Regions from separate parts of the Homo sapiens genome. Here region 2 is linked to region 1. Evidence: chromatin loops called from intact Hi-C (ENCODE). Cell type or tissue: PC-9. All regions are shown on one strand. Links, peaks and the distances in the headings refer to the core of each region. The heading gives the core; the rest is flanking DNA. Region 1 has its middle 6.3 kb from the start of LINC00506. Region 2 has its middle 56 kb from the start of CGGBP1.

What was found. Hi-C counts contacts between places; a loop is a spot of excess contacts. Peaks named below come from ENCODE experiments on the same cell type or tissue, not always from the same donor. Only the 100,000 strongest peaks of a DNase experiment are listed, where the experiment ranks them.
Region 2: a loop joins it to region 1, with 4 times the contacts of the local background. A loop is called at or near these places in 3 of 110 quality-filtered maps.

The regions. Positions count from the first base shown.
Region 1 is chr3:87,077,177-87,088,736 of GRCh38, forward strand. No RefSeq gene overlaps it. Among named protein-coding and RNA genes, the nearest start is that of LINC00506, 6.3 kb to the right of the region's middle. In PC-9, for the core only: CTCF peaks have their summits at 5,815 (motif pointing left) and 6,019; a DNase peak (open chromatin) is centred at 5,795.
Region 2 is chr3:87,997,262-88,008,821 of GRCh38, forward strand. No RefSeq gene overlaps it. Among named protein-coding and RNA genes, the nearest start is that of CGGBP1, 56 kb to the right of the region's middle. In PC-9, for the core only: CTCF peaks have their summits at 6,082 (motif pointing left) and 7,942; a DNase peak (open chromatin) is centred at 6,050.

The DNA.
Region 1 (11,560 bases), core at 1,126-9,125:
CAACTCATTGTTTACATTGCCTGCAAAGGAATCTCGGCAAAAGAAAAAAAAAAGGAATAACATGCTTCCTTTCACTTAGAATAAATTGACATGGTATATATTATACAAAGTGATTACTAATGAAATGAAAAATAGTATATTTGTGCTCATGTATAGAGAATAATGCATTATAATCAGAAGCCTCTTAAAGTATTTTAATAACACATTTACATGTGATTTTGGTGTAATCTTTTAAATTTACAGCCAAGGAGAGTAGTAGTAAGAAATAATTTTCTCAGTGTTGAGAACAATGACTAAACCATGTAAAAGGCATGACAAGTATGAAGCGGAGATCTTAGGCCTAAGTTCTTGCAAATGAAGTACCTGGACTTTATAGGAACAAAGTCAAAGGCTGGAATCTAATCCTTGCTCTGTCGCAACTAATCATACAACCTGAGAAAGTATTTACATTTACTGAGCTTCAGTATGCTCAAGTGAAAATTGGAGATGCTGAGATAATAGGTGTGAAAAACTCTTTGATAATTGTGAAAAATGTAAGATTCCTGCAGTATGAACAGTTGATTCAAATGAAACATTGAGCTTTGGAGAAAGAACTGGCAGATCAGTTGTCCAAAAGTCAAAAGATGGAAGTTCTATTGTCACTGATTCTTGTGTTTCTGGAAAAGTACCTTAATGCTTCCGAAACTTGGGTCTCTCATCAAAATACTAAAGTTTAATTAGATGATCAATAAGACTACTTTCAAACTCAAAGTTTGATAAATCAAAAATATATAATTGGGGTAGATATGCATAAAATGAGGTGTGAAGTTTTGGCAAGTAAAATTATTATAGAAAACAATGAAGAGATGAAGATTATAAGAAAAACATTGAGGCGAGAGAGGAAATCCACAAAGGAGATACAAGCTTAGACTAGTAAGAAAAGAAACAAAACATGTATTACCCAACAGGGGAAAAAGAAAGAATTTAATATTTATTGTACACCTTGTGCCTATCAGCCATATGATAGATCCTCTACATGCTATATCTGATTTCACTCTCACAACAAACCATGAAGTGCATTTTTACTACTATTATTCTATACATGAGATGATTTAGGGCCCAAAAGCCTGAGCCAGAGAGGGTGGGGCTACAGTTAATATCCAGGTAAAGTTTCTATCTTATGCTGCCTCTCACTTGCCATGAAATATGTGGAAGCCAAATTATAGTTATTAAAGAGAAAATGGTTGATAGTGAAACATACCCTGAAAGATTTCTGATAAAAATGTAAAAACCAATGGAGTGAGAGGAGTAACAGAAGCAGAAATGGGAAGGAAAGAGTAAGGGGCTTGGGTTCAATGAACACATCTGGCAAAGATTAGTTTGGGTAATAGATTGGAGTTAAACAGAAATAAATGGGCCATACTGATAAGGAGAACCCATCTGTGATCAGAGAATATGAGATTCCAGTGGATCTATTTGGGAGGCTATATTAATATGCTGTGGTAATACTTCTTATCTAAAGGACAGAATAAAGGGTGACAGCAATCCAGACTGGATATTTTCAAGATATTCACAGAAAAATCAAAGAGGATATAAGAGCAGACAATGTTGGAATAGTTGACCATGTATTCTCAGTTGGGTAGGAATCATGTAAAAGTATAAAGAACTGACAGGTTACAGAAACACGAAAGGAATAATCTTTATCAAAAAGATATTTCTGACAAAACATTTCACATTTTTGCTTTAGCTCTACAATCATAGGCACTTCTTGTTTAAATGAATGATTTAAAATCCTTCACCAACAGCAACAAGAATTTTTCCTCCACAGAGTTCTCACATAACCGATTAGAATTCGGAATAATAAAGTAAATAACATATTACATTGAACTACCAGTCAGCAAGTTGTCATTTTGCAGTCCCAACTAACAAAAAAAATGCACATACTAAGAATGGATGAAATATGAGCTCTATTTTTGTCCTTATTAACAATTCAGTAAAGCAAACTCTAATTTTTTTTTAAAATCCCCTTTTTATTTTTCTATACTCTTAAAAATCATGAGTTGTCTTTTATTATACGAATTTACTGCGTGCTTTTCTACAAGATTTTTAACAAGAGTGTAAAGATCGAGACCATCCTGGCTAACGGGGTGAAACCCCGTCTCTACTAAAAAAATACAAAAAATTAGCCGGGCGCGGTGGCGGGCGCCTGTAGTCCCAGCTACTCAGGAGGCTGAGGCAGGAGAATGGCGTGAACCCAGGAAGCGGAGCTTGCAGTGAGCCGAGATTGCGCCATTGCAGTCCGCAGTCCGGCCTGGGCAACAGAGCGAGACTCTGTCTCAAAAAAAAAAAAAAAAAAAAAAAAAAGAGTGTAAAAGATAACTTTATAACTGATTTTTATAGTTTAATAGTGTTCTGCTTTTCTTTAGTTAAAAAGACATTAATATATAATTATATGCCATGGCTACTACTGAAACTAGGCTTTTTGTTGTTCACTTCTGGGGAAAAAAATGCTAACCTCCCTTTCTGCTACTTATTCTCCCAATCTCTCTTCCCCATTCCCCATCTGATAAACACATACTTTTCTTTCCAAAGCCAACTTAGAGGACACCACTCTTTAGAGCCTTCTCTAACACCCAACAACAGTTAGCTTACAAAAAAACTAACCACTCTTGACTGTGCCAAGGTGACAGGCACTTTGGTGTTAGTTGTTAAAGGAACAGAATGGGGCTGGTGAGCCACCATCAAAGCCTGGCTCTGATATGAGCTGTGCCATCTTGAGGAAGTCATTACCCTCTCTGAGCCTCAGCTTGCTCAAGATAGATATCAATATTATAGCTATTGTTTGTATACATTTCTACATAGCATCTGATTAGTAATCATATATATGTAGGTATATATAATACGTTAGACAAATATTAGGCACATATATGCATATATTAGACAAATAAACTCAATCATGTATTGCCCCTATCCCCAGAATCTAACACAGTCCTCATAATAAAGAATGTAGCTAATAAATAGTTTTCTGAATTAGTAAACGAACAATAAAAACAACAGTAATAGCAGTCTATTATTTACTAAGGCCACTGGCCCATGGCATGTGTTAGCAATTGCACAATCTTATTTAACCTCAATAACCATTAAATAATTTATGGAGTATCTTCATTTTATTGTTGATATTGCTGAATTTTGGAGTTAAATAGCTTGTACTGCATCATATGATGAATATGAGCTCATGTTAGTCTGATGCCAAAACTGAATGAATAAATGAATGAATGAAACAAATGGGTTATTCAATCAAGTTAAGCCCACACATGACAGAGGAAGAGATAGCCAGATCCTACAATGGATCCTGCTCTCTGGCTTCTAGGTATGTGCTTTTCATGTGTGAAGTCTCTTTTACTCACATTCTAGCTCTCTTGGACCAGGAAAGATGGAAACAATGACTTGCACCACACATCACATGGAAGTACAAAGAAAATGTTTGTTTCCAGAAGCATATTCATGAAATCTAGTCTAAACAACAAAAAAAAATTATATTGTTTCCTCTTTTTTAAAAAAATGCCTCGTCAGCTGTAATCAAGTAAACAATTCACTTTTATATATCTCTTAAAAATAATCTAGGCCGGGCTCGGTGGTTCATGCCTGTAATCCCAGCACTTTGGGAGGCCGAGGCAGGCAGATCACGAGGTCAGGAGTTCGAGGCCATCCTGGCCAACATGGTGAAAACTCATCTCTACTAAAAATACAAAAATTAGCCAGGCATGTTGGCACATGCCTGTAATCCCAGTCACTCAGGAGGCTGAGGCAGGAGAATCGCTTGAACCGGGGAGGCGGAGGCTGCAGTGAGCCAAGATCGCATCATTGCACTCCAGCCTGGACGACAGAGCAAGACTCCATCACAAAAAAAAAAAAAAAAAAAAAAAAAAAACCAAACTTAAAAGCCACTTACTTGTGATTGCTACTTTTTAAGTTCCTTCTCTACAGTGTCTTAAAATGTCTAATCAGTTTTATAGACTTATATAATTACAGTCTCAAGGATTGAAAAATTTAAAAATCTTTCATCACTTCAAACATTCGGCAAAATCCTTTTCTAACTATAATGTCATTCTGTTTTGGTGCAAAGTTAGACTTGTTCCCAGAGTTGGTAGGCAAATTTTGATGGTTTTGAGGCTTTGTATGGTTTCCTTTTTTTCTTTGTTTTGAGACAGGGTCTTACTCTGTCACCCAGGCTGGTGTGCAGTAGTGTAATTATAGCTCACTGTAGCCTCCAACTTCTGAGTTCAAGTGATTCTCCTGCCTCAGCCTCGCGAGTAACTGGGACAACAAGTGCGCACCACCATGCCAGGTTAATTTTTTAAAATTTGTGTAGACACAGGTTCTTATCATATTGCCCAGGCTGGTCTTGAACTCCTGGCTCCAAGCAGACCTCCAGCCTCAGCCTCCCAAAGTGCTGGGATTACGAGTGTAAGCCACCACACCCAGCCCTCCACATGTTGTTTAAAAAGAAATAAGTCTTCCATGCTGAGATCTCACGGTTGGTGTGCTTTGGAGCAAGCTGTTCTCTCACAACGGTGTCTCTACCTTTCCTTTGAGGGGCATTTGAACTCCCCTCTCAGCGCCTGCAGGAGATTGGCTGTACCTAGCAACAAAATAATCTGTGCAGTCCAGATTGCAAAGAGGATGGATCATTCAATAGGTCCATCCATTACATGTGAAAAGATGTTCCTTCAGGCAAGCCTACCAACAAATCCTATATTTTAACTATTGTACTGACTCTGTTAATTTATATGTCTGTAGAGTTTCAGAATCCTCATCACATGGGCCTTTTAAATTTCCACTCTTCTGCCTGGAATATTCTCTCTTTAAATCTCATAAGGCCAGCTCCTTATTCAGTACTCAGTTCAGTTTCCCCCAGGAGAATCTTACCTGACCATGCCAATTGCACCCCAGTTTTCCCATATTTCATCATCTTCTATTATGTTTTTTATAACGCTTAGGACCATTTGAAGTAATTCTGTAATTTATTTATTTCTTTAACAGAATGTAAGCCTCTTGTTCACCACCAAGGTAACATCTAGGCCATAAATCAGCCAATAAATTTAAGAGAAAAGAGGCATTTTAAAAGACTGTGTTTTTCTAAGTTCTCATAGCAACTTGTCGAAAATTCTACTATATAATTTACTATTTGGAAATATATATATCTAATATTTTATATATACATATAAATTATTCCATTAGACCCTTACCTTAAAGAATGGTAATATTCTATTCATTTCATATACTGTATAGACAGTGTCCATCAAATATTTGTAGTTTTATTACATCTTTAACAAAATATAGTTGAACATAGCTATGTTTTAAGCAGAGCTGTGTTTTAAGCCAAATTATATGAATAATTACCTCTCACTGATCATGTGGTCTTCAAGGTGTTTTACTTCTACTAAAATTTTCTTAGTTCTTTGAACTTACTCTGTGTCCAAGAATGTGTATGTAAAGATAAAACTTAATAAAGTACCATTTCCTCCATCTCTTCACATTCTATATTTCTTTTGATAGCACTGAAATAAGGAGATCTTCACTAAATAAAATAAATTTCTGTGCTTGGCAACTAATAGAAAAGTGATAATAAATAATACCTATGTTACTAGTGCTTTAACTATTTTATATTCTATGTTTATGTTCTATGGAAACTCCATAGAGTTAGACAGGTTAAAATGTAGAATTAATTTTAAGTCACTTACTTTATGGTATAGAAAATGTCCTTCCTGATTCTGTGTCAAGAGGTGATTCCGTGTAGCTTGAGTGCTTTTGGATTCAAGAGGTTAAGAGTGACCTCTGGTGGCAATGGTATTTCTCACTCACCCTTACTCTAAAGGGGAGAAAACTGGCTTCCAAGATTGCTTTCCACATTCTAAGACTGACAGAGTTTATAGTTCAAGAGAATCGGTCATAATCAGTCATACGTAAGTCAATGTTTAACCTGCTTTTTGGGGGTTGGGGGTGGAGAGGCAGAAGGCAGAAGAAACCTTCGTCTCTAGTATTCGCTTATTTATTGGGTGCAAAATGTCTTTGGTGTAAATGCCAACCACGGCATTTCAAGCCATGTCAATGAGACATTCCTGAACACAGGGTTGCAAAAAAACTGGTTATCATCAGCTTTAGCCAGTGGGTGCAATCTGGTTCCAGCACACCATTGGTTGAAACCCTTTTTGGGGGCCCTTTACAACCCTCTCCTTGATACATATTCAAAGCTAGTCAAACTCACTGACAGCAGTGAGTTTTCTGTTATCATTATGGAGAGAACAATGCCTCCAGGAAGGAGAGTGGCTGGATAAATACAGGATCCCCAGGTAAATTTGAATAGCAAACAAAATGGCAATTTTTTTATTATAAGTATATCACAGCTATTACATGAGATGTCTTTATATTAATTTTTTTTGAGATTCACATTTAACTGAGCACATGTATTTTCATTTGCTAAATCTGACAATCTTAGAAGGATCACAGAATGAAAAGTTTAAGAGAAAATGAAATATTGGCCAGGTTTAGCAGCCTGTAAATGCTCTCAACTAGTGCTCTACAGCTGGTGGAGATCTCAACCAGTGATTCTAAATGATTTACACATGAGACAAGACAGATTCCCTGAGCCTTTGAGGCACCAATGGCAGGGCTAGGGTGTTCAGAGCCCCCAGCTATCATCACGTGCCTCTAGAGGCCCAGTCCATATCTCCCAGGGTAATGTGATATTATCCCATCTATGTTTGTCATTGCTTGAGGAAGGTTGGAAGGTTTTCTTCTACAGTGCTTGTTCCTTCTCTCTTACCTCCACTAAGGTCTACCCTAGTTGCCAGACACTGGTATGGCTCCAGACAGAATGTTCATAGAGTTCTCCAGTCTGGCAACATGATGGGGCTCAGCCATAGATCCACTGATGACCATGAAACTCTACATCACCCTGGTCCATCCTGGTGGCATCCCTGACTGGCCATTGAAGTTTCTGCCCTTCTGAAGGAAAGAGAGCACATCTTCGAGATGCTTGAGGTTCATAAAAAGGAATTTTCAGGAATTGAAGCAACTTTAATGAAAGCCAGACTTGAGAACACTTTAACAGAAATACAAAGACCTGGAAATCTCCAATTCTTTATGTTGGCTTTTTAAAAGTTACCTAGAAAAAAGACTGAAAGAAGAGAAATCTCAATGTTTAGAACAAGCTGGGCTGATAATAAATGTAACAAGAAAGACTCAGTGTTTTAATGGCAAATGGTGCATCAAAACATTTAAAATTTCAAGTAGCTGCTTCAACTACATTTCAGCTAAAACACTCTTCATTATACATCAGCAAAATGAAGCACAACTTCAGACATTAAAATGCTTTGATAAAAATTCTAATCATGAGGAAAGTATGAAGACTTTTTTATAAGCAGAAAGATGGGAAAGAAGAGTTAGTGAACACTAAATGAAATGCAATGCTATAAAATGCAAAAGTGGTATGGAACAAGTTCTAAAAGTAAAAATCAGATCAAATTTCTAGGTTAACCCTTGCTGAAGCTCAGTGATCTGACTGCTGTTATTGGAGAAGACGACATGGATGGTGGGAACTTGGAATTTCCTAAAACAAATGTTTCAGGAAATGGAGATTTCTTAGAAGTTTTGAAGAAATGGACTGATGTGGCCTAGTAAAACTTACTGTGGAAGCTGAATAATGTCCCCTACTCTCCCTGGCAAAGGTATCCATGTCCTAAGTCCCAGAACAAAAATGTAAATGTATTCTATTCACTTACATGTCAAAAGAGACTTCATAGATATAATCAATTTAAGTATCCTGAGATGGGGAGAGTACCCTGGGATACCTGGGTGAGCTCCAAAGTAATCACACAGGTTCTTGTAAAAGGGAGGCAGAAAGATCCAAGTCCAGGAAGGAAATGATGCAATGAAAGCAGAGGTTGAAGAGATGTGGTTATGAATCAAGCAACGTAGGCCACCTCCAGAAACTGTGAGAGAGAAGGGATGGATTCTCCGATAGCGCTGCTCGAAGAACTGCAGCCCTGTTGATACACTGATTTTACCCCAGGGAAACTGATTTCAGACTGCTGATGTCCAGAACGCAAGATAATAAATTTACATTGTTTTAAGCCACTGTTTGTGGTAATTTGTTACAGCAAGCATAGAAAACACACTTATTTTAACAGAGAAGAAATAAATGAAATGTACATTAAAATAACTGAAGAAGATAAAATAATCAATGTACCTAAATATTATATTAAAAGTATTAAACTGAGCAGATTTGCTGCAACCAAGAAATCATGGTCAGAAAGTAAAAAGCAATAGTTCCAGAAGATATTTCATGTCCTTCTTCAACTACATCAAGAAAAACAAATGGATTTTCATGAAATACACAATTTAGAGTAAATTTACCACAAAAAAATAAAGAAGAATCTTACCAAACCAATTGATAAAAACAGCCTTTCATGTTAAGAGCTAGACATGCCAAAATCTTTCAGAAACAGTGTAAATGATCACTGGCAAGTATCATCGTCAGCGTGTTTCCCATGAAAGAAAAGCTCATGCTAGCAGGTTGAGAATACTGATAACGAAGAGTAACTGATGAGTTCAGGAAGGAAAAATGGCAACTTTAGACAGGAAGTTTTCGAGTTAGAATTGAATATGAACATTTTGAGAAGTATCTTGATATCCCCGGTGTTCTAAATTGGACATTTGGCAGAGGCCCGAGAAGCCCACCAGGGAATGCTCTCTAGATCCCAAGGAAGGTGCAATAGTGTAGAAAATGAGGGTCTAGTGGCTATTAAAGATAAGATGCCGCCCCCCTCCCCCGCCCCAGTGTTAGAACCCTAGGAGAAGGAGATGCACCAGCGGCTCCACAAGGGAAAGACAGAGTACATCATGATGCTCCTTGTACTGGCATTTGCTGGGGACCTTCTTTTGATTTAACTCTCCCAAATGAAATGGAGAGGCTAGTCTTCAACTAGTCTACTCAATGAGTCTACAGCAAATGGTTTTTTTTTTTAATCTTCTAAAACAATTTTAATGTTTTTCTATCTTGGCAATATTAAGGACCACTGTTTAAGGGATTAGATGATAGTGCAAATAGAAATTTTAAAGGTTATAATTCTTAGCATAGTACTTTATTAATGTATACATATTTTATATTTATATTAGAAATGTAAATCTATAATGCATAAATATTTATATGTGAATCTGATTGTAAATTGTTTCTATTTTATTTTAATTTTAGATCATGTAATTATACTATTTTTTGGTTGATATTTAGCAAGACTCTTCTATGGCTCAGAAACACAGAAGTTTTTTTGCCTCTCTTCCAAAAGAAGAATTTCCTTTTGTTTAGTTTCACTGTTATTATACAAGCAAATGGAAAGGTGACAAAAATGTTAATTGTTGAGAATATTTTATATATCTCATTTATTTAAAAGTGAATTTCATGAGTAAATTATTCCCTTTTCTTCTATTTTGTAGCTAGTGTATAGATAGTATTTCAGTTGATGGTGTTTAAAAAGCCCCCTGTAATGTGCACTGTAGTAATGGTTTTATAGGAACAGTCTCACTTTTGGATATTTTCAAAATTCAATGTCCATTTGTGTATGCCAAGGGCTGAATTTGCTCTAGTTTTCAGATTAATATGTTTACATGAATAAATTTTAGTTTGAAAGAAATACATATCTATGTCTCTTATTGAGCTTCTCATAAGATCCAAATCCCCATTATGGCCTATAAGGCCCTGTGTGAGCTGGACCCTGCTGTTCCCCCAGACCTCATCTAGAGCTCTCTGTGCTCTGGGCACCCTGACCACCTACCAGAAGCTCCAAGGCCCCACGCTGCTCTTCTCTTTTGTTCACTCTGTTCTTTCTAACTGAAATCCTTTTCTGCTTATACTCTGCCCATTTTCCAATTGAAATTAATTTCAATTAAATTTCCCAATTGAAATTAATTCCTCCTGTTCCTCTTTTCATCCTATGCTTTTCCAAATTTCTTGGCTACCATTTATGACAATTTGTAATTATATAACTATGTATGCGATTATGTGTTGGATGTACATATCCATCCCACATCTCCACATAGTCAGGGACTGTAGCTTTTTTCTTCATTCACTTTTTCCAGTGTTTTTAGGGCAGGGGATGAAGGGGGCGCAGGGCATTTGGATAGGACAGTTCTACCTTGTGCATGCGTATTAAGTAGGTTTTGTGCAATACCCATGCATAACAAGTGACCTTCAAAACTTAGGGGCTACGATGACAAAGATTTACTTTTTAATTGCAGTTCTGTTGATCAGCACTTGTTCCTCTGGGCTTTGCTAGGTCTGAGTTTCAAGTTTGCTGTCATCAGTCTGGTTTGTTTTTTATTCAAGGGCCCAGGCTAAAATTTTGAACAATAGCTACAGAATCATCTTCTTCTCACGAGGGGTACCCTAAGCACACTAGAGCAAGCAGAAGACAGCACACTTCTTAAAGCCTCAACTTGAATTGACATATTCTCATGTCTGCTCACTCCCACTAATCAAATCAAGTCATGTGAAGGAGGGAGCTAAACCACCCACTTGTCAATACCCTACATTCATATAATTCCCTACGGGGCTGATAGCAAAACCCTTCTCCCCTTACCCTGCTCCTATAGAGAAACCTTCCTAGTGCCTGCTAGACAATAATGACTAACTAGGTATTGTGAATAAACTTACTTTGACAAATTGTCGTCCAGAATGGTTTTAATAATGTACACAATATTTGGGAGTGTTATTAGCATTGATAAAAGGGCTTTCTATATTAACAATCTAAGTACAAATACCTAATTTACTTTTCTTGGAGGCTGTGTTTTTTTTATTTTTCCTTTTATGTTTTATTTTTAAATCTGTGATACTCTTGCCATACATAATTTCACCATTTACCAGCTTGTTTTTAAATGGTTTGAATATTTTGACAAGCAGAGGTTTTGTTGTTGTTTGTTTCTTGTTTTTTTGTTTTTGTGGTTGTTTTTGTTTCTGTTTTTACATGTTTTTTATTTCTTGTACTTTGACAGCATCAGTCAATCTTTTTAATGACAACTTATAGTCTATAAGATGAACATATCATAACTTATCTAATGTTTCTTGTTGTGGATAAAGTTGTTTTCATTTTTTTCTTTTACAAATAATAATGTGATGAAGATCTTTGTAGGTTATCAAGACTTCATATAATTTTTTGAAAGATCCTAGAAAAAGATGGATCAAGTTCAAAAGTATTTTTAAAGTTATTTACATATTTTGTCAAATTATTCTCCAGAGAAGTTGTACTACTTTTCCCTCCCTTGTACACAAGACTGTGCAAGAGCCATCAACGCTTCTCGACCTAAATATTAACATTAAAGATATTTTGGACCAATTTAATGGTGAATGTTATCTTATTTTAATAGTACCAAAGGATAAGTACAAGATTCTGCATTGTGGGGAGATTGCGAGACAAATGAACTTTTAAAAGATATTTGGGAACAGACGAAATGGCCTGCTCTGCTGAGAAACTGAAAGGGCTTGAGACCCAGAGTGAAGCGAAAGGAAAATAAAATAGCACTTTGG
Region 2 (11,560 bases), core at 2,303-10,302, 920 kb after region 1:
ATCATTAACTTGATGCTAAGCAAATTTCATCTAACCTGCTTTCTTCAGATTAGAGATGAAAGACTACGGAGATAGAGTGAAATAAAGCAAATGCTCTTGAAAAAATGCTAAAAGACTACAAAATAGAAATTTGCATTATTTATCATTATTTTCCATACTAAGGAGTGAGTCAGAGGGCATTTGACACGCAACCTGGTGTTCTGCATTGTGGGTTTCCTGTTGCTGAATGTGGAGAAGAGCCAGTAAGTCATCGATGGCCTTCCGCTCCTGGCTCTCCATGGTAGAACAGTAACTCCCAGTAACCCCAGCCACAGCCACAAATACCACCCTGTGGGTACTCACAGTCTTTCCCTTTGCTCTATACTTCCATCCTTATTACTAAAAGACTGGCATGCTCAAAGGTTGTTTAGCTTTCTAGAAAAATGTAATGCAATTCTTCTACCCTATTAAATTCATAACTGCAATTATTCCAGAAGTAATTTCTTCTATTGATGTATTCAGAGACCTTTTTCCATATATTCTAGATAGGGTATTATTTCAATCCTTTAAACAATAAAGGTGAAACTTTCATTTGAAATGAAAATTCTAAGTTGATGAGAACAAGACTAGAGGTGTAACTGTAGGGTCTATTAAGTATTAGAAAAAATACTACTAATTTATATGCAAAAATTAATACTTAAGAAACTACTCAATATCAATGTCTCCCTGTTGCTTATTTCACTGCATACAGACTCTTGCTGGCTTTTAGGGTCTTCATAACCAAAGTACCACTCTCTGGAAAATCTTACTTCCCACTGTCCTCCTTGGTCCCAACAAATGCTATCTTCTCCAATCTGGTCCCTCTCTCCACTGTCCTCACTATGTGCCTTCCTCATTCTTGTCTCTATTGCCCTTTAGACTTTTTGTTTTCTTCTCCCATGTGAAATGCCCTCTACCTCCTTGATGTTAAGCAACTTATCCTTCAAAGTACAGATTCAATTTCACTTCCTCCTTGAAACTGAATCCATACTGTGCTTGAAGTCAGTATCCCTCAATATTATTTCCAATAATTCCTTATTTGTTTTAAGTATCTCTAATTTCTTCATGAGTGTTTGGTTTTTATACCAACTATAAAGAGTACTGTAAGTTACTTAAAGGACATGTGATTATTTCTGTCCCTTCCACATTTATCCCAAATATTTATCTTCACTTCTATATGTAATAAAAGAAATGCAAATGTGTCAATATCAAAAAGGAAACTGAGAGGTTGCTAAAAATAAAAAAGCAGTGCTTATTTTTCAATGATTAGAGAATACCTTACTGATAATGAAATACATAAAACTCATAGGACACTAATTTTCTGGAAATGTCTATGTATAACGATAAATTTCAAAGATCTGTTTGCTAATTATACATTATTAATCATTTATACAATATATGAATATGCTTTAAATCACCTATTTTAAAGACAATATTTTGGTTATTATTTTAAAACAGATATAAATAATAAATAATCCACTTGGTCATATTAAAATTAAGCTATTGGCTTCCAGCTCACCTAATGTGAAATTACTTTTCTTCATAACTTCCTTACTGGCCCCAGCCCCCTCTGTTTCACAATTTTTGTGTGGATGAGAAGCGGGTAGCATTTTAAAGTAGAGAAATATCTCTGCAATGAAATAGGAATTGCAATATGTTCTTCAGCTCAAAAGGAACAGCTCTTACTTCCTGAGGAATTATAGAACTCACTCCATGTATTTTTAAAAGCTAGAGAAACAACTTATCAGTTTCTTATCAGTTTCACTTAACCCAAGCATCTTAAAAGATCAAATCTTAAAGATATAAAAGATTAGATCTTTTACATTTTAAAAAAAATAGATCTTAAATTTCTTAAAGACTTAAGGCCCATGCCCATTTCACCATCTTATATGATTATGGATGATTATGGTACAAGCACTATCAGGTTGACCAAACATAGAAATGCCAACCCTTTAACACTGCCCAAATTTACAGCAAGCACCTGAGAACCACACCAATCACAGGAAACACACTATATGTTGACTCTAGCAACTGAACTGGACTCCCCTTGTTCTCCAAGAAGCCTGTTTGTCATGGTTGTCCCTCTGTCCACAAACTTGTGCTGTCATTACATATACTACAAAAAAAGGGACTAAAAGGTAAATTGCAAGTTCATAGATTTATTTATTATGTTTCTATTCACTTCAGTGTTTCAGAATATGAAACTGAACTCAACAATGACTCTTTGTGTTAAGCTTTGGGGTTTTTTCCTATTTTATCATCCTATCAATCTAAAGGTTTAAATACTATCTATTCTGCTTGCCATACTTACACAAAAATAACTTCAATTATAAATGCATGCATATATTAGGAATCGACTATCCTTTTCCCTGCTCTTATTAGTATATCATATGCAAAATATTTAGAGGCTCAGGTTGAAGAATAGATTTCTTATATTTGTATTTTCTATTGAGTATTGTCTGAACGAGACTTGTGTATGTATGCTATTAAACCTGAGCCAAAATTTAAATGCATTTTCTTTCTCAAAATCTTCCCATTAATGAAAAATAATATGTAGTAGTTTTTTTATTTAAAAAAAGACAAGAAAAAACAGTCAAGTTTATTTTAACAATTTTAATACCAATTGCCCAAACTATAGAAAATGTTCAAACATGAATTTTAGTAGTCTATGAAGTATAATCTACTCAGTTTGTTGCTGTTGTTGAGGGTGGAAAAAAATAAATGTATGGTGGAATTTAATGTTGCTTAGCCCAAAAATATAGTATAATATGAAATAAACCATGTTCTTCAAATAACGAGTGTTGGCTTTAACTTAATGATTTCAAAACATCCTATAGCATCCTATTAAGAAAACTACAAAGGAAGAATAATGGTGTGCAGTAGACATGAATTTTAAGTGTCCACGTGTTTGTCCAAAGTGTTTGTGGCAGCCTGAACTTTAAAAGGAGTCTCCTTCATTTGACCATGAAACCTACCATAACTTCACCTCTGGTCCTTCACCTCACTTCACTAAAATCAAAAGAGTTAGCATTCTCATTTTTAAAACTCAACATAGAACAAAGACAATTCCTTTTATTTTTCTGAAATTAAAATTCAGTAAATGTAGTTACTGAAATATCATTATTAATAATATTCTAGACAATTCCTTTTTTAATTTTTAAAAAATAAGTAGACATGGTTACTGAAATATTGTTATTAAATAATATTCTGAGTTCCAATCTTGCAAGAACAGTTTTGAATGTAATCACCTAGAATTATGTATTAAATTTTGAGAAATAGTTTCCTTCAACTTTTCCTTCCCAAAATAAATCTTGACAGAGACAAAACGAAAAAAATTGTTGGCATTTAAGAGAATGAGAAGAAAAGGTTATAATGAATGCTCTTTGAATAGGTATGTTTGCAGGTATTCAATAGAGAAAGTTATACCTTCATTAATTATTAAGGGAACTATGTTTAAAAAAACTATTTTAAAGCAAATCTTTGCACCTATTCCCAAATATTTGTGAACAGGTAATTGTACTTCCTCGAGAAAAGTGAGTTCTTTTTGCTTTTATGTTTCTTTGTATCCCCCTTTTCTCCTCTCTCCTCCTCCTCCTTTTTGATTACAGTATCACTCTAGTATATACAGCTGCGATTTAGAGGGTGGCGCTTTGGAAGGTTCTTGCGACTTGATTGCTGAGATGTTAAATGGACTATTTACCTCTGCAGGCACAAAACCCACAACCACATCTGCCCCGTAGCGCTAGCGTTGGCGGTAGTGTTCTTTCGAAGGAGGTTGTGGGCTTGGAGCTTAGAGCATGCGCAGTAACAGGAGCCTCACGGATTCCCTAACTACGCTGACCCCTACCCTTCACATCAGCGACTGGGTTCATGCAGAAGTAAACTGACTGTAGAATAACTGGACTGTTTATTGCCTATTACTCAGCTTGCTGGTAACCATTATGCCGTACAGTGGTTCTCTTTGTTGAATCTTCAGAGCAAATTGTATCTTGTACGTTGTCAGCTTAGCTCAGCTGAATTTAATTTTGTGATACTAGCACAAATGTAATACCACGTTTACCTGTTTAAAGATAGAGGTGTCCATATCACGTCTTGACACAGCTCCAGAAACATCCAACAGGTGTCAACTAAGATAGAAGCTTTCTAGTTGACCTATACCCCCCGCCAAAAAACCTCTCTTTTTCTTTTATTCAGGAATAGGATTTACAGTACAGGTTTTTCTAACTTTTGTCCAAGTATTCGGGGAAAAGAATAAGACAAATGATTTCTTAGGGACATGGCAGGAAACAGGATTTGGATAAATTTCTTACTCAGAAAAAATTCCACCAAACTTTTAAGAATATTTTCCTCTTTTTTTCTATTTTTTTTCTTTTTCTTGTGTAATGATTTGTAATTTGGCGAACCTCAAACTTTCACTTCAAGTTATCCTCGTTCACTGGAGTTCCCGGATCTAATGCTTGTTTTATTCCACAAGTTCTAAAAAGTTCTCAGTTAATGTCTTCAAATACAGCTTCTACCTCATGTTCTATCTCTATCTCTCTTCTTCTATAATCCCAACTGGATAAATATTAGACCGTCTTATTCTTTCCTTCATGTATCTTTTGTATTTTCTATTTCTTTATAACTCTGGGTTTCAATTACAGACAATTTTGTGTAAAATCGTCTGTTGAGTTTTACATTTTCATTATATTTTTCATTTCTAGAACTGTTGGGTTTTACACATCTATTAACTCTTTACTCACCATTCTATATATTTGTTTGAAACATTTTAAACAAGCTTGTTTTTATTTTTTCAGTTTTACAGTTCCTACATATGAAGACTTTTGAGCCTTAATATTGTTTATACTTGCTCTCATTCACAGTGTCTTGTTTCCCTATATATTTATTGACTTTTTTCTTTTTACTTTGATCTTTCTTTTTTTTTTTTGACAAAGTCTCACTCTGTTGCCCAGGCTGGAGCGCAGTGGCACGATCTTGGCTCACTGCAACCTCCGCCTCCCTGGTTCAAGCGATTCTCATGCCTCAGCCTCCTGAGCAGCTAGGATTACAGGCATCCGCCACCATGCCCAGCTAATTTTTGTATTTTTAGTAGACACGGGGTTTTACCATGTTGGCCAGGCTGGTCTCAAGCTCCTGACCTCAGGTGATCCACCCACCTCGGCCTCCCGAAGTGCTGGGATTACAGGCGTGAGCCACTGCGCCTGGCCTCAATTTTCTCATTTTCATTTGAATTTATCTGTGGAAATTATTTGAGGCCTGAGATGAAAGTGGATTTCTTCATGGGAGGATTAGCATTTGCTTCTGTCAGGTGTTTGTGCACATTATCAGTCTGTATCAATTTAAACTATATCACTGGCTTCAGGTTTTTTGCTTGAGTGTGTGTGTTTCATAATACCAGGTGGTGTGAATTCTGGATACAAACTTGAATAGAAGCCAAATCGTGGTTGTGACTCTTCAGGAGAAATTCTTTCCACCTCTCATGAGAATAAAGGTTGAATAATCAAGTTTCAAGATAGGAAATTTTTTGTTCTGTTCCAGATTAATGTCAGAGTTTATTTCTAATGCATTCTTAAACTGGGAGTATAACACTTTGGGGTCCCAGTTTTGTTTAGAAGGAATCTCCTGATATAATCTTGAACTTGAGTGGGTCATAGGCTTTGTCTTCCATCCGTGAAACCTTAACAACTAATGCTTGAGACCTTCTGTGCTCAGCAAATACCACTAAAGCAAAAAACCAATGTCAGTGCTTTACTTATCTCTCATGGTTTCTGCCTTAAACTTATTTAAGTAAGCAGGTCGTAGCTGTCTAGAAAAAAAGCTCTAGAAGTACCAGAAGAATAAGGAGCTACCAAAAATAAATTTAACTACTTCTTACTCACTGTCGGCCCAGCATTTACTTTTTTTTAAAGTAGCCACAAAAAATCTTTCTTACATCAAAACAACCTTTCAGTGTTGATTTTAAGTAACGTAAACAAGCATTCATGTTTATTGCATAATCAATTACTACCACCAAACTTGAGGCCTAAGCATTTAAAGAACAGGGATTTGCACTACTATTTGCTGCCCTCTGCAGGTGAATCTAAAACTCACAGACAATATTGGAATTCTGGAAAAAACAAAAACTTCCGTATTCTAATGCAGATGTGCATTAGTGAACTTGAAACAAGACCGTTCATGAAATTGCATGAAATTGCAAAGTATTTCTATGTCCATTTCATATATGCCATATAACTGGGAAATTTTACATGTTGGATGATTCAGAAGTAGGTATTTCTCTTTTGAGAAGGTTAGCAGTAAAAAGAAGAGAAATATGTTTAAGATAGAAGTTATGTGTTGGTTTGATTTTCATCCTTAAATAATGGTGTAGTTGAACATATACGTCAAATTGTAAATCATTACTTGATTGGTATCGTATCATTTTTTCCTTTAAATTCCTTTTCATTAATTGACTACCCCTCATTCAAGGAAACTCTTCTGGAATAAGTGCAAATATCAGCCTTCAAGTTCAAAAGCCTTGTAAAAGATTGTATATCTCATTTAATTCCTCCAACTATTAAGTATCAAAGTGTAGGTATGGATAATAGAAACCCCCAGAATATATTAAGGACTGTAAAAGTGAACGGTTTCTGAGCCTACTTTACTTATGGGACCCTGAGCAACTGAAATGTTCTATTCCACAGAATATTTCCACATAATTTTCTTTTCTAGGTGAATATAGGTTCAATTTCTTAAATATAGCCACATAGGATATAGGGGCAGTGAAAGATCTGATGCAGCCCCAGTGAGCATCCTATGGCCTGGTTTGGCTTGGGAATTCTGAAAGATTCCAGAAACAATGTAAAAGTTGGAGAGACAGACAGAGAGAGAGCACGTGTGTGCACGCCCATTAGCTGTCCTGCAGAGGCCCTCTGGAGTGCCAGAAGTCACAACAGCAGATCACATCCTGGTTGTAATCACATCTTGATATTGATGTCAGCATGGAAAGAGAACTCATGAGTACCATATGCAATGAGTTATATTTCAAAGATTACAACACAGCATTGAGACAGCTCAAACAACAAAAGTTGTTTCCTAAACCTAAGGTGAAAGAGTGTTATGGAGAACAGATTCTGAATTTCAGTAAAGTGAAACACTCAGAAATCCACGGAGCAATGAAGTTTACTTGAAAATAATTAAGCTTTATCCTTCAGACAGAAAAGGGTATTGAGATAGAGATTTTATCCAGATGAAAGAAAAACATTACATTTTTCACATCAGCATTTGTGACGGGAAAAAAATAGTGAAAGATTCAAAAGAAGTTTCTGAAGAAATTTTGCCAGCACAATCACTTGGCTTTTGTCCATCCTTTCACTAGCATCTTACTCTCTGTTTATGTCTGGTGTTCATAATTTCTTCTGTTCTACCTAGCCCCTCCCTTAGTTTGGATAACTTTCCCCTCCAAAGCAAAGTACCACAAGAACAGGTATTATATCTATTTTGCTTATCATTTGTCTCAAATACCTAGAATGGCCCTGGCTTATGGTACATGCTTGATAAATACTTATTAAAATGACATAAAAGTTTTTTTAAAACTTGATTCCTAAAGCACAGATGAGAAACCAATCTTTTGATAGAAATATTGAATTAAGGCAAGATATTACTTTTACCTTCTCTTTCTCATTAGTGGACTGAATACGTTTTGTGGATACTTGGTTTATGGCAGTTACTAGGACCCAACTTAGAAAAGAAAGTCACCATTTGTCAGCCTAAAGGACAGGCAGATTTTATCCTTTTCTTAGTATTGTAGTTTAAATGTCATAATTTACTATTTTCCCTTTAGAATGTCCCTTTTATCCTCAATCTCTCTGACTTTATCATCACTAGGAAGAGTGAGAAAGGAGTCAGAGATTTCTTCATTAAACAGAAGAAGAAAAGGACAGATTCCAAATTACCGTAAGGTAATAGCTTAGTATTTCAAACAAACATTGTTATTTGCTGCCCCTTACTGGTAAGATAATACAATTGCTAAATCACATTTTAAAAGTGTAGTCTTTGGCCACTAAAATCTTATTTTGCAGGAAGTAGCTCTTTTACCACAACAAGAATTGTACCAGTTGGTTGTGTCAAATAACAGAACACCGTATGGGAGGAGTTGCTTAATAGAGTCCATTTTCAGGCCATCTCTTGGATAATTTACAGAAAAGTTAAGTAGAAAAAGATATTAAAGTAAACCTCATATATATAAAGGCATCCTCCCTTGCTTGAAAACTTGAAATTTATCACTGACAACAAATACTATCAGTTGCTTTCTTGAAGTAAAAAGTTCATTTCATTCATTTTGGAGAAAGTATTTTCCAAATGCACACATCTGAATAACCATGGTCTGTCTGGCAGTCACTCTTTCAAGTTAAAAAAAAAAAAATTCCATGGTAAGAAGCAGATAATTCAGTTGCAATTCAAACTAGATCCCTAGTGATTTTCTCAAAATAACCATCATCGTACTCATTGTTCAGCAAAAGTGCTTCATGCACACTTCCCATGTCATCACACAGAAACATTAGAAAAGGGCAGGACTGAACTGCTGGAAAATGCCTTAGTGGGTGCTTTAGAATAAACCAGTGTTCTGAGAGTTTCCAGAACTGTGGAGTTGGGCCTTTGGATGCAGAAACAGCAGTTCTGCCCTGGTCTCTATTACTGGTTATTGGGCCCAGGGATTCTGGTTATAAGAGTGATGTTTTTTTGCTTCTCATGATAGGTTAGCTAGCCATGGGGGACTTTAATTTGAGAGCAAAATGGCCTTAGCTTTACCAAGAAGGTATCCAGAACTATAGGATAACAACCTAATGTGTGGTTTTTAGTAGCCTAACTTCAGTAAACAGCATATAGATCCTGGGACTGCGTTGAAATAATCCCAAGACAGTGTATCCCAAGAAAGTGTATACGAAGGACCTAATTTTTGGAAAGCTGCAGTCAGATGACAATTCCAAGCAGAGACGTGGAAAATTCTGTACTGTATCAGATATGCTTAGTGTCCTTCCCACCTGAGAGAAGAGAAACAACTCTCTCCTCTTCCCTTCCCAGTAAACTATTAGAAAGAATAATACTAGTCGTGCACAGTGGCTCACACCTTTAATCCCAACAGTTTGGGAGGCTGAGGCAGGCAGATCACTTGAGGTCAGGAGTTCGAGACCAGCCTGGCCAACATGACAAAACCCCATCTCTAGTAAAAATGCAAAAATTAGCTGGGTATGGTGGTGCATGCTTGTAGTACCACCTACTCGGGAGGCTGGGGCAGGGGAATGGCTTGAACCTGGGAGGCAGAGGTTGCAGTGAACTGAGATCCCACCACTGCACTGCACTCCAGCCTGGATAAAAAAGCAAGGCTATGTCTCAAAAAAAAAAAAAAAAAAAAGAATACTGTCTTCCCTTCCTCATTTTCAGCCAATTCACTCAAACTTCATCCCCTACTCCCCACTGAAAACAGTAAAATAGAATATAAAGCCATCAATGGCTTTCTAACTGAAGCACAATATAGACTTATTTTAATCCTCATGTTGCTAATTCATTTCAATCAAGCCTCTTCTCAAAACTCATTTCCTAAGACAGGCTTTCCCTGACCACCCTAACTAAAACAGTACTCATTATGGCTCTGTTGCTTTCCCTGACATTATCCCTTTTTTACTTCTATCATAGAGAATTTCAATTATAGAGAGCCAACAATGCCAATCATTCACACGTGGTCAAGAATAGCGCTTATGCCCACCAGTCAGACTAGAAAACCCTATGATTCATAAATCATTGGGAATAGTACATGGAAAGGTCTTGTCTCAATGAAAGGGATTAATTAGCACTAGTCTAAGTATTGAGCTTCTCTCATCAAAGAAATCTTATATTCGAGACCCAAAAGGTCAAACTGTTTTCAAGTAACATAGCCGTAACTCAGAACAAAGCTTAAAAATTCTTATAGGAATGCAAAAATATTCAACACCCAACGAGGTAAAATTTACATCATCTGGCAACCCATAAATAATTATTAGGCCTGGTGAGAAGTGGGAAAATAAGTCATTCAATCAAAACCAAGCTAGAATGGTCAGCACATGTTAGAATTAGCAACCAACAATATTTTAAAAGTTATAGTTGTATTCTATACATTTGAAAAGTTCAATAGAGATGTAAAATATATTTATTAGACCCAAACCAAAGTTTTAAAGGTTAAAACTACAATGTGTAAAATGAAAATGCTGAATGTAGTTAATGGCAGATTAGCATTTCAGAAGAACAGATTGGAAGATTAGTAAGTTTGAATATACAGCAATAGAAACTATCCAAAATAAAACCACAGAGAACAGGGAATTTTTTTGTAATAAACAGATCTGTGAGCTGTCACATAATTGAAACAGACTAATGTACACATATCTATAAGTGCCTAGAGGACGTTTCAAAATGGGGAGAAAGAAAAATTATTTGAAGAAATACAACTGAAATTTTTCTAAATTTGATGAAAACTATAAAGCCACAGAGCCAGGAAGTTCAACAAACCCCAAGCACAAGAATCATAAAGGAAAATACACCAAGGTACATTACAAACAAATTGCTCAAAACCAGGGTAATCCTTTTTTTTTTTTTTGAGAGGAGAGTAGGCTTTATTATTCTTTATATTTTACAAATGAAGAAACATCCATTCCTCAGTCAGTGAGTCAATTGAACAACATTTATCAAATATCTGTTCATTCATGATACAATGTGAATGTATCATGGCAGGCCACACCTGCAAGTCTTTGGAGACATGAGTGTAACTGTAAATATTAAGGGTCTATAAAAAGTCAATGAATCAATTAGAGATAAAATTCTGTTTCATTAAGATGAATTCTTAATGATGGATTCAACCAACCACATTTTATTCTTTTATTCTGTGAGTTCCTTTCAAAAAAAAAAACTTATTTTGGGTTCGGGTGTACACTTGCAGGTTTTTTATACAGGTGAACTCGTGTCACAGGGGTTCATTTACAGATGATCTCATCGCCCAGGTACTAAGCCTAGTACCTAATAGTTATTTTCTCTGCCCCTCTCCCTCCTCTCACCCTCTACCTTCAAGTAGGCCCCAGTGTCTGCAAGGCAATCCCAAGCAAAAAGAACAAAGCTGGAGGCATCACACTACTTGACTTCAAGCTATACTACAAGGCTACAGTAACCAAAACAGCATAGTATTGGTACAAAAGCAGACACACAGACCAGTGGAACAGAATAGAGAGCCCCAAAATGAGGCCACACACCTACGACCATCTGATCTTCAACAAAGCTGACAAAAATAAGCAATGGAGAAAGGATTCCCTATTCAATAAACAGTGCTGGGATAACTGGCTAGCCATAGGCAGAAGATTAAAACTGGACCTCCACCTTACAACATACACAAAAATCAACTCAAGATGAGTTAAAGACTTAAATGTAAAACCCAAAACTGTAAAAGACCTGGAAGACAACCCAGCCAATACCATCCTGGGCATAGGAACGGACAAAGATTTCATGACAGAGATGCCAAAAGCAATCACAACAAAAGCAAAAA